Linked DNA regions of Homo sapiens: regions 1 and 3 are each linked to region 2. The links are chromatin contacts, found by Hi-C or POLR2A ChIA-PET in ENCODE. All regions are on one chromosome and are shown on one strand. The core of a region is the stretch at or near the end of the contact, and the rest is flanking DNA. Distances in the headings are between cores, read along the strand shown. Region 1 has its middle 51 kb from the start of SYNPO. Region 2 holds the start of SMIM3 (small integral membrane protein 3). Region 3 has its middle 10 kb from the start of SYNPO.

Evidence for each region. Hi-C counts contacts between places; a loop is a spot of excess contacts on that map. ChIA-PET counts read pairs that join two places held with the same protein, here RNA polymerase II (POLR2A). Pooled maps may share reads with other maps.
Region 1: a pooled map shows a loop between it and region 2 (2.7-fold over the local background). The contact joins the enhancer-like site here to the promoter of SMIM3 in region 2. A Hi-C loop is called at or near these places in 6 of 50 pooled maps. POLR2A ChIA-PET finds 5 or more read pairs at or near these places in 4 of 52 experiments (H1, WTC11, activated naive CD8-positive, alpha-beta T cell and 1 more).
Region 3: a loop to region 2 is called in a map with no recorded cell type, with 3 times the contacts of the local background. The contact joins the enhancer-like site here to the promoter of SMIM3 in region 2. A Hi-C loop is called at or near these places in 8 of 37 single-sample maps with no recorded cell type and 10 of 50 pooled maps. POLR2A ChIA-PET finds 5 or more read pairs at or near these places in 4 of 52 experiments (A673, AG04450, HCT116 and 1 more).

Annotation. Positions count from the first base shown.
Region 1 is chr5:150,587,868-150,590,996 of GRCh38, reverse strand. It overlaps a transcript of SYNPO not described here. Among named protein-coding and RNA genes, the nearest start is that of SYNPO, 51 kb to the left of the region's middle. RefSeq lists enhancers at 532-731, 279-778. Within about 2 kb of position 1,661, at least 13 of the 41 ENCODE cell types and tissues checked have a DNase peak (open chromatin) inside an H3K27ac peak, as active enhancers do.
Region 2 is chr5:150,776,734-150,780,078 of GRCh38, reverse strand. It overlaps SMIM3 (small integral membrane protein 3), which reads right to left and starts at 1,322. Exons shown (of 2, transcript NM_032947.5): 1 at 1,107-1,322. LOC124901110 reads left to right here. Exons shown (of 2, transcript XM_047417995.1): 1 at 1-172; 2 at 528-3,345. The coding sequence starts at 958. The coding sequence ends at 1,599. RefSeq lists an enhancer at 1-800 and a silencer at 1,238-1,427.
Region 3 is chr5:150,629,035-150,632,342 of GRCh38, reverse strand. It overlaps a transcript of SYNPO not described here. Among named protein-coding and RNA genes, the nearest start is that of SYNPO, 10 kb to the left of the region's middle. Within about 2 kb of position 1,747, at least 7 of the 41 ENCODE cell types and tissues checked have a DNase peak (open chromatin) inside an H3K27ac peak, as active enhancers do.

The DNA.
Region 1 (3,129 bases), core at 412-2,911, 190 kb after region 2:
ATTAGAGGTAGGGGCTGGGAGGGGGGCAGAAAAGGAGCTAATTCCCTGGATTGCAGAGAAGGCCCCAGTCCCTTCTTAGACCAGGACTGGGCTGAGGACGGGGAGGTATAGCAGCAAGTCTATGCTGCACCAGCCTCTTCTCCTTAGAAGCCCCCTTCCCACTTCTTTATTGTCATTACCAGCAACAACGATAACAGCCCTTCCTTTTCGAGACCCTTCACGTGTCAGGCACCGTGCTAAGTATTTTCTGTGAATCTTCTTATTGCACCCACACAGGGACCCTCTAAGCTGACAATTGCCATTATCTTATTTTAGAGAGGAAAAAGCTGAGGCTTGGTTGTGTTAAGTAACTTGCTCAAGGTCACGTATTTAGAAGGGACAGAGCCCACACAAGCGCCACCCTCAGATGCACAGTATCAGCCCCAAAAGACTTCTAGGACGTGAGGTGGAGAAACTGAGAAACCAAGAGACAAAGGCTGCCTGCCAGGCTTGGTTTGACTCTGGTAGAAATCCCCTCTGCTGTCTCACCCAGCGTCTGATCACCACCAGAGCTGAAGTGCTCTACCAAGTTGCTGTGTGGCCTGGAGCAGCCCCTTGGCCCTCTCTGGGCCTCCACATCCCCTTCTGAGCTATCTTAGAGGCTTTTCAGCTTGGCTGGCTGTGGCGGTCCCTCTCTCCCCCTCCAGGGGCCTATGGTCCCAGCCAGGAGATGAGCCAGGGGAGCACGTAGGGGAGAGGCATGGGGACCATCTCAGGCCTCATTCACCTCTTGATCCTCAGCAAAGATGCTTCTCCCCAAGGCAGAGGCAGGCTCCAGCTCAGACATCAAAGAGCCTGTGCGGCTGGCGCTTTGATGGGAGCCTTGTAAAATAATAGGAAACATGAGGATGACACTGTGCCCCAGCCCAAAGCGCAAGGCTTGGAAAAATGAAAAGAAAAAACTCTTGGCAGCCCTCTGCGCGGGCTTTGGCTGAACTTCGTTCCTTGCAGCTGTCGGCAGCCTGTCCTCTCCCCACTAGGTTGTTTGCAGCCACCCCTGGCGGGGGATGTGGGTCCTTGCATGACTGGTGAACTGGGGACCTCTCCCCACAGCAAAGGAACTTGTCTACTGGAATCCCTTTCTCCCAGGCTCCAGAGAGCACTACAGAGAGCACAGAGCTGGGGGCTTTGAAAGGGCTCACAGGGACTCTGAATAAACCCTCATTTGAAGATACTTTAGTCCATCTCAGACCTGGAGACTGTGTGGCTCATAATCCAATAATTTGCTCTTTCTACCTCCTGCCAAATGCATTAGCAGCAACTGACCAGACCACGGGGGCCTGTCATTCCCCTGCTCAAAACCTTCTAGGCAACAATGTGGTGACACATACTGAATTAAATGCATGTATCCTTTGACCAGCAATACCACTTCTAGGAAGTTATCCAGCTGGCACACCAGCCCACATGCTCAAAGGTGAATGCGTGAGGATATGTTCATCGCAGGGTTGTTTGTGGAAGCAAATGGCTAGAAATGATGTCAAGGTCCATTCGTAGGGATGGGTAATGACGTGCAGAGCGTCTATATGGCAGGACAGTAAGTGGGGGTAAAACCAATGAGATACACCTACATGTGCTGCTCAGAAATTATCTGTAAGGCTGGGTGTGGTGGTTCTTGCCTGTAATCCTAGCACTTTGGGAGGCTGATGTGGGTGGATCACTTGAGGTCAGGAGTTCAAGACCAGCCTGGCCAACATAGCCAAACCCCGTCTCTACTGAAAATACAAAAAAATTAGCTGGGTGTGGTGGCGCACACCTGTAGTCCCAGCTACTCGGGAGGCTGAGGCAGGAGAATTGCTTGAACCCAGGAGGCGGAGGTTGCAGTGAGCCAAGATCACACCACTGCACTCCAGCCTAGGCAACACAGCGAGACTCTGTCTCCAGAAAAAAAAAAAAATCTATAAAGCATACACTGGAACAGAGAATGGTGTGTATAGTACATTACCACTTACAAAAAGGAAGCAATGGAATGCATTGAATCAATATAGCCTCGAATATTGCTCCAAAGACATACAAGACCTGTCAAAAGGGTTTGCTTCTCAAGAAGGAATTGGGAGAGGGGAAGGAAAATTTATTTTTTACTAAGAATTCAGTTGTATTGTTTGCTGCCTTTTTTTTGTAAATAAGTGACTGTGCAATACAAATTTTTTTATGTCAAAAAGTGTGAACACCTTTAAAAAAAAAGGTTCCATATTCCACAGAGGATAAAGTCCAAAGGCCTCATTAGACTGACTTTATGGCCCCTGGGAGCTCCTGGGAGCACCGCCCCAGCCTCCTCTTCTCTCCCCTGCCCCCTTCCTGCACCCCACCCCTAACCTCTGCCATATAGGATGGTTTTTCTCCCCCACTCTCCTAGACAGACTGAGATCCCCTTCTCTCTGACTCCCACAATCCTGGGTGTCTGGGGCTCTGAGATGCTCAAGACCTACTTTCTTCCATGGCTGCTGCAGAGGTCCTTCCCTTCCCAACATGTGGAGCCCCTTTTCCTCTGGGTGGGGACAGGCAGCCTGAGGCTGGCTCTGGGGGAGGGGAAGTTCCCCCTGGCAGACACACCCCCAGCTTCAGAGGCTGGGGTTGCAGAAGTCCAGGGTAGTGACAAAGTTCCAGGAAGGTTATGTGGTACCAGAAACTCACTAAGGGCCCTTTTATAACACGCAGCTTCCCCCGACCCCCGGGGCACACCAGAGAGTGGAAAGTCACGCATGGAGATATGGCCGGTGGCCAGGCTGGCTCAAGAGGGAGTTGGAGGTTGGTCCTCAGACCAGAATGGGAGGTCCCAGAAGCTCCCAGGGTCCATAAAGTCAGGCTGAGGCCTTTGGACTATCCTCTATGGAATATGGAACCATGTTTTCACACTTTTTTGAAACTAAAAAAATTCATACTGTACACTGACTCATTGTAAAATTACTTCACTTTACCCCTAGGGGCCTGGCGTTCATCCTGACAACTCTATTGGGCTTTGAGAAAGGTATGGGGAGGGATATCCAACACAGCTCAGTAAGGCTGACCTTCCCAAAAATGCAAGGGAATAGCTAGATTTTGCCCCTGGGAGAGACCCAATCTTTTCTTCTAAAGAGAAAATGGAGTCCCAAT
Region 2 (3,345 bases), core at 73-2,572:
TCATAGCAGATGTTCAAGGAATCTCTGATACTTGTGTGATTGCGCAGCCTTCACCACCACACCCTGGAGCTTTGAGGACCTTAGTATTCACCACAGATGAACCGGAGACTCCTCAGCCCCCAGGTGCAGCAGGATTCCAGCTGGTCCAGAAGAAACAAGTGCAGCTGCATAAGTAAGAGCCCAGCCTGGCCCTCAATCAGAATAACAGCCCCTGAGGTTTGTTTCAATTTGTGGGGGGGGCGGGGGGGGTTACACCTTTCATCCTTTCACTCAGTACATATGTATGGAGCACCTACTGTTAGCCAGGCCCTGCTCCAAGAGCTGAGAATGCCTCAGAGATGACGATAGACAGGCAGTCCCTACCCTCAAGAAACTGGCATGGGGGAGACTAGGGAGCAAAACAACCAGCAACTGGAACAACTACGTCCTCAGGAAAGGGACAGCTAACCAGCAGGAGGGAGCTTGAAGGAAGCCTTCTCTCCAAGATACTTTGCTCATGTCCTTTCTCCTTTGCTTTCTGCACGCAGAAAATGTTTTCCCAATTTCACTGATGGAAAAACAAGGATGGTGAAGCAGTTAGTGACAGAACCAGGGCTGGAACCCGCCACTCCTGACTCCAAACTCCTGGCGCCTTCTACACGGGGCCTCGAGAAAAGCGGGACAGGTAAGTGCAAAGACCCAAACCCAGCGCAGCGCCCAAGCAGGTGCTCAGGCCCGGGCGCTGAACCCTGACGCTGGGCCTGGAGAGCCAGGAGGTGGCAGTCTGCCCGAGGAGGAGGCTTCCCGAGAAGGCAAGGGCAGCGGACCCGGAGAGAAGCCAGTCTCCGAGTGGGGCTGGGGTTCGCCCACCCAAGCTCCGCCTCCCCCAGGCCCAAAATTCTGTGCACTAGGAGGCTCGAACTTAAGAGCTGACAGCAGGAGAAAAAGGAGGGGGTGAGGGCAAGAAATACAAAAGTGATGAAAAGGGAGAAATGGGGAGGAGAGACCGGACATAAAGAAGAACGTTGGGAGCCCGGGGAAAGGGGCCGCACTAGAGGTAGGTCGCGAATCCGAAGAGCTCCGCTCTGCCAGAGCCCCACAAACAATCCCCCGGTGGCCCCACTCACCCCAGATGGCGGCGAGTCTGCGGAAAGTTCCTGGGTCAGGGATGGCTCGGTGCTTCTCAGGGTCCCCAGGACTGCACGGGATCTGGCAGCTGGAAGCGACCCCCAGGCCTGGAACCTCAGCCCTAGGCAGCTCCTGGAACGTGCCCCGGCTCCTCCGAGCCCCGGGAGGCGGGAGAGCGCAGGAGCGGCCAGGACGCGCTGCTGGCTCTGGAATGCGCGGCTGCTGGGGACCGCCCCCGGAACGCCCGGTCCCGGGGCCCCGGCAACTCCAGCTCAGCTCCTCCTCCAGCGTCCCCTGCGGGCTGCGTTCGGGGAGAAAGGAACCTGCGAGAGAAGGGAGAGACCAGGGCGTCTCGGGCTCCCCTTCCACGTTGCCACACACTCGCCGCGTAGCCGTGGACATGTCGCTTGGCTTCTGAGGGTCTCCCCTCTCTGGATTGTAAACCGAGAGGGTTGGCCTAAAATGTGTCCTCCACGACCTTTCCAGCTATAGAGTAGACATGGGAAAGAAAGCCTAGCAAGTAGGTTTGGACAGAGGAGCCGGGACTCAGATCCTGCTTTGCGATGTCCGAAGTGTAGGGTCCTTCGGAGGCTTTGCCACTCTGTTTCATTCTCTGTAAAGTGGGAAAGGTAACACCTGTCTCCCAGTCCTGTTGTGAGGATTGGTTTAGAGGACCAGTGTGAAGCTGGTTGGTTCTCTGCCATAACATGACTTGGAGCATCCTGTTTATTTTGTGATAACAATGAAATAGCCCAATCCAAGGTGATCAAGAGCCCATTAGAATCCAGCATCTGAGAGGCTTCCCACGCCACTGTGGGTGGCCCAGCTTCCACGCAGGACAATGCCAATTCTGTAATCTTCTGCCCCCTCTATGTCATCCATGGAGTGAGGGGGGACTCCCGTCCCATGTTGGCACCCACACTTTTTAATTCACAGTGGTTTTCTTTAATCTTACTCTTCTGAAAAAAAGGAGCACAAGCCTTGACTATCAGTGAGACCTTGAGCAGTCTTGGAGCCCAGTAGTGTTTTGGAGGGTTTGGAAAGAGCCATACTGCCTTCCCCAGGCCTAAATTTGATATGGTGTGGGCCCCGAACTTAGAACTTACTCCATGCTGTTTCCTCTGATTCAGGGATGAGGTCAGCAGAAATGACCTCTAAATCATCATTATCACACGCCAGTTTCTTAAGGGAAGGACAGTGAGGATGAAGGGGATTCACATGAGAAATGATTTGAGAAAAACCCTAAGGGCTGTCACCCAACAACATGTTTTATTCAAAAGAGATAGTGTGGGAACCTAAAAACAAGGACAACCCAATTCTGAATAGTTTAATACAAAGCTCTCATTTAATAGTAAAAAAAGATTGAAGGAGGACAATCTTTTTTTTTTTTTTTTTTTTTTTTGAGACGGAGTCTCGCTCTGTCGCCCAGGCTGGAGTGCAGTGGCATGATCTCGGCTCACTGCAACAGGAGGACAATCTTAATATGACATTTTCCCTGGTTAGTGAAGGGGATGAGAGTTCCTTTGGGTGGACAACTGGTAACTCCATGTGCCCTGCTGTGAACATTGGCTTCCCTCTGGGACAAGGCAGAAGCTCAGGCCTGGAGCCAGCTGAGTCCTAGTCTCCCTTTCCATTTAGCAATTTATTAGTATCTCTTTAATATCGACTTGCCCTGGGACCCTAAAAGCAAGCCAGAAATAAAGTATGAATCCCCACAGGAGCATACCATGTTAAGTCTGCTGCCTAGGCTAGACTGATTTTGCAAAGAGAGCACTGAAGGGAAGAATAATGGATGCTGTGTTGGGATGCAGGAGTGGGGGAAATAGTCAATTTCAGCAACAAGCTTTTGTTACAGCAAAAGCCAGAAAACAGCTCACAACTTCCTTGGTCCTCTATTACAACCACTCCAAAGAGAAAACCATCAGGACCTGAAAGAAATAAGTAATACTCTCTTAGAGAGCCCCTGATACTTTGGGGAACTTGTACAGAAGAAGTTGTAGTCTAATGACATTGGCTGCCATCAAAAGACGGCCTTGGCCAGGGGCAGTGGCTCATGCCTGTAATCCCAGTACTTTGGGAGGCCGAGGCGGGCAGATCACCTGAGGTCAGGAGTTCGAAACCAGCCTGGCCAACATGGTGAAACCCTGTATCTACTAAAAACACAAAAATTAGCCAGGCGTGGTGGCGGGCGCCTGTAATCCCAGCTACTGGAGAGGCTGAGGCAGGAGAATCACTTGA
Region 3 (3,308 bases), core at 498-2,997, 150 kb after region 2:
GCTTCTCATAATTTAAAGTACATGGAAATTACTCAGGAATGTTGTCAAAATGCAGATTGTAATTCAGGAAGTCTGGGATGAGGAGGCCTGGGATTCTGCATTTCTAACAAGTTTCTGGGTGATGCTGATACTGCATCCATGGGCCATACACCGAGTGTAGAAAAATTAGAGTATTTATCTATAATAGAGATGGGGAAACTGATGCCCAGGGAGAAAAAGGGGTGTGCCCTAGAGCGTACAGCAGAGCTGGGCTCAGGATGCAAGCCTCCTGCCTGCCATCCCGGGGTTTTGGCTCCAGGGTTGGCTGGGGGTTGGTGCCTGGAATGGAACAGGGGACAGGCAGCCGTTACAGGCAGTGGAAGTAGGTCTGGGGCGGCCTTCATTCAGACACAAGCTGACCCTCCTTTGTCCACAGACTCCCACAGGGAATAAAAGGAAATAAGAACTCACCTGAACAGGGGCACTCAGCTTGAGTGACCGCAGCCTCCTGCCCAGGAACGCACTCTCACCAGCTTGCATCTGAGGCCTGCTGGGCCTCCATAACCCTCCTTGAAGAGATGGGGGAGAGAGGGCCCCAGACTCTGCATTTAGCCACCTCAAGAAGTGGCTGGGGGGGCATGAATGGGGTCTGTCGATAGCACTATCAGGGTGGACATCCAAGGGAAAGAGGAAAGGAAAGGAGCAAAGACCCACCTCCTAGATCAGCACCAGCATGCTCCTCTTTCCTATGATCCGCCTCAAGCCCCTTCGCAGGCTCCAGGCCCTGTACCACCAGCCCCACTGCCCTGACCCCTGCGCTGCAGCTCCCGTCGTGGTGCTTCACCTCCCAGCCTGCCAGGCTCCAGCCATGCTGACCCTCTTTCTAGTGCTCGGCCAGCCCAGCACTTTCTCCCCTCAGGGCCTCTGCACTGGCTGCTCCTTTTCCTAGAGCTCTTTCTTCCCTTGCCCCCTTGGCTGCACCTTTCTGACCACACTTCTCATCCTTCAGGTCTGTTCACAGGTCCCAAGGCCCTCAGAGGTCACATTCTCCTGCCACAACACTCTCTGCCTCTTCCCTAAACGCTCATCAGCTTTGTAATTCCATAAGGATTTGTTTTCACGTCAGTCTGCCTGTCCCCGCAGGGCAGGGACCTTGGCTATGTCCATGCCCCTGTGCCTCGGCCATAGCTGGGCCTGAATAAACATTTGTTGACTAAGTAAAAGAGCAAATGCATGAAACACTGCTCACATCATGACTGCAAAGCCTCCTGCCTTCATGCTCCCATGTGACCTCACTCACCCGGAGTTGTACAGGATTGGGATTTGCACAATTATCTGGGTACTGGCCTCTGCTCTGCTGCACCCTAGCTGAGTGGCCACTGCAGGTCACCTCTCTGAGTGGGGTCTCCTGCAGTGTCTGTCAGGTCTAAATGAGAGAAGAAATCTGGGAAAGAACTTTGATTGACAGCATTACTCTGTCAATGTTTGAGGCCCAGAGAGGGAAAGGGCTCATTCAAGGCCACACAGCCAGTGTGTGGGGATGCCAGACACCCCTGGCACAGCTTAAAGTCCACAGCTGAGCTTCAGGCCCACCCAAGCTCAGTAAGAGCACCATCTGCCTGGAGGCTGGGCAGGGATGGAGGAGGGAGAGGAGAGGGTGGATGGGAGCATTCAGCCTCAGGCCCAGAGCCAGGGTATGGTGGGCGGGGCCCCCAGCAGGAGACCTGAGTGGGGCCTGGCAGCCAGGCATGGGGGAGCCAACTGGCTCAGGTTGGGTGGTGGCATGCTTGTTCTCCGTGCGCGTGACAGTCTATTTTTTAATCAGTACTCTCCCCATCCCCCAACTCCATGTGCCCTCCCAAAGGGCCCCATATTGGGAATAATGTCCTGGCTGAGGAGGCCAGGGCCACCTTAGGGATCCATGGGAGGGTCCCCAACATCTCATCTTCCTATGGAGCCCACAAGAACTAAGCGGCCCAGAAGGCAGGACAGGAGGCTCAGGGATGAAGCGTGTCCTCTGCCTGTGTGACCCTGGGCTGCTCCCTAAACACTCTGACCTCAGTTTCCCCTAACTGTACAATGGTGGCGGTGTGCCAGACTGCGTGGGAGTTTATTACAACTCAAGCACTTAGGAGCCACTCAAGTTCCAAGGCACTAACAACGCCCACTCATCAGGCCATGGCAGAGCCTTCCATGCCCACAGTGACTGCAGGGCACCCTTGATCCTCTCTGACCTACTGCCAGGGGAATAGAAAGGTTGAGCTGGTTCAAGGGCCAATCTCAGAGCCCCGGACCCTAGACCCAGTGAGGCTCCTCCTTCCAGGACCTAAGCTTCAGGGATGATGAGGATCAAAGATGAATGCTGTCTGTTCTGGGATAGGTGGCTTGCTTTTTCTGAGCCCCTGGCACTCCATCTAGTGTGGGAGAGACCATGTTGCGAAGAAGTTAAGCACACAGTTTTTGGGGCCAGACTGCCTGTGTTTGAATCTAGCCACTTACCAGGTGTGCGACCTTGGAAGCTCACTTAACCAACTTCTCTGTGCCTCAGTTTCCCATCTGCAAAATGCTAATAACAGTACTCACCTCATGGAGTTGTTGATGCGTAAAGAACTTAAAGCACCCATGGTACATAGTAAATAACAGTAAACAATCATTTTTCAAGAACTGTGGCTTTTATCTTTCAAGCACTCTTAGACTCTAAGAGATTTTATTCTGGAGGATTACACGCAAGGGTCTCAGGTTAGCCCACTCTCCTGTCCCAGGGGCTCATCCAGCCTGCCCCTTCCTTGACCCTTGACACCATGGTGTCAGCCCCTCCTGCTAGCCCCATGTTCTTGGTGACAAGCCAGTAAGGAGCTTTGTCACACCCATGATCCCCTCAGATCCTTACTAGCCCATATCTCAGCAGTCAGAAGTGAAGCCTGAGGCCCAGAGGAAGCAAATGATTTGCCCAAGACCACCAGCCAGTCAGCTAAGAGCGGAGGTTCGAGCATCCGTTCCTGAAGCTCAGTCCAGGCATTTTCCGCTGTGCTTGTGCCTATTCTCCCACCATCAAAACCTGTTCCTAGGCCGGGCATGGTGACTCATGCCTGTAAGCCTGAGGCAGATGGATCACTTGAGCCCAGGAGTTCAAGACCAGTCTGGGCAACATAGCGAGACACTGTCTCTACTAAAAATACAAAAATTAGCCGGGCACGGTGGCACATCTCTGTAGTTCCAGCTACTTAGGAGGTGGGAGGATCACTTGAGCCCAGGAGGTCGAGGCGGCAGTGAGCCATAATCATGCCACTGCACCCCAGCCTGGGTGGCCGAGTCAGACTCTGTCTCAA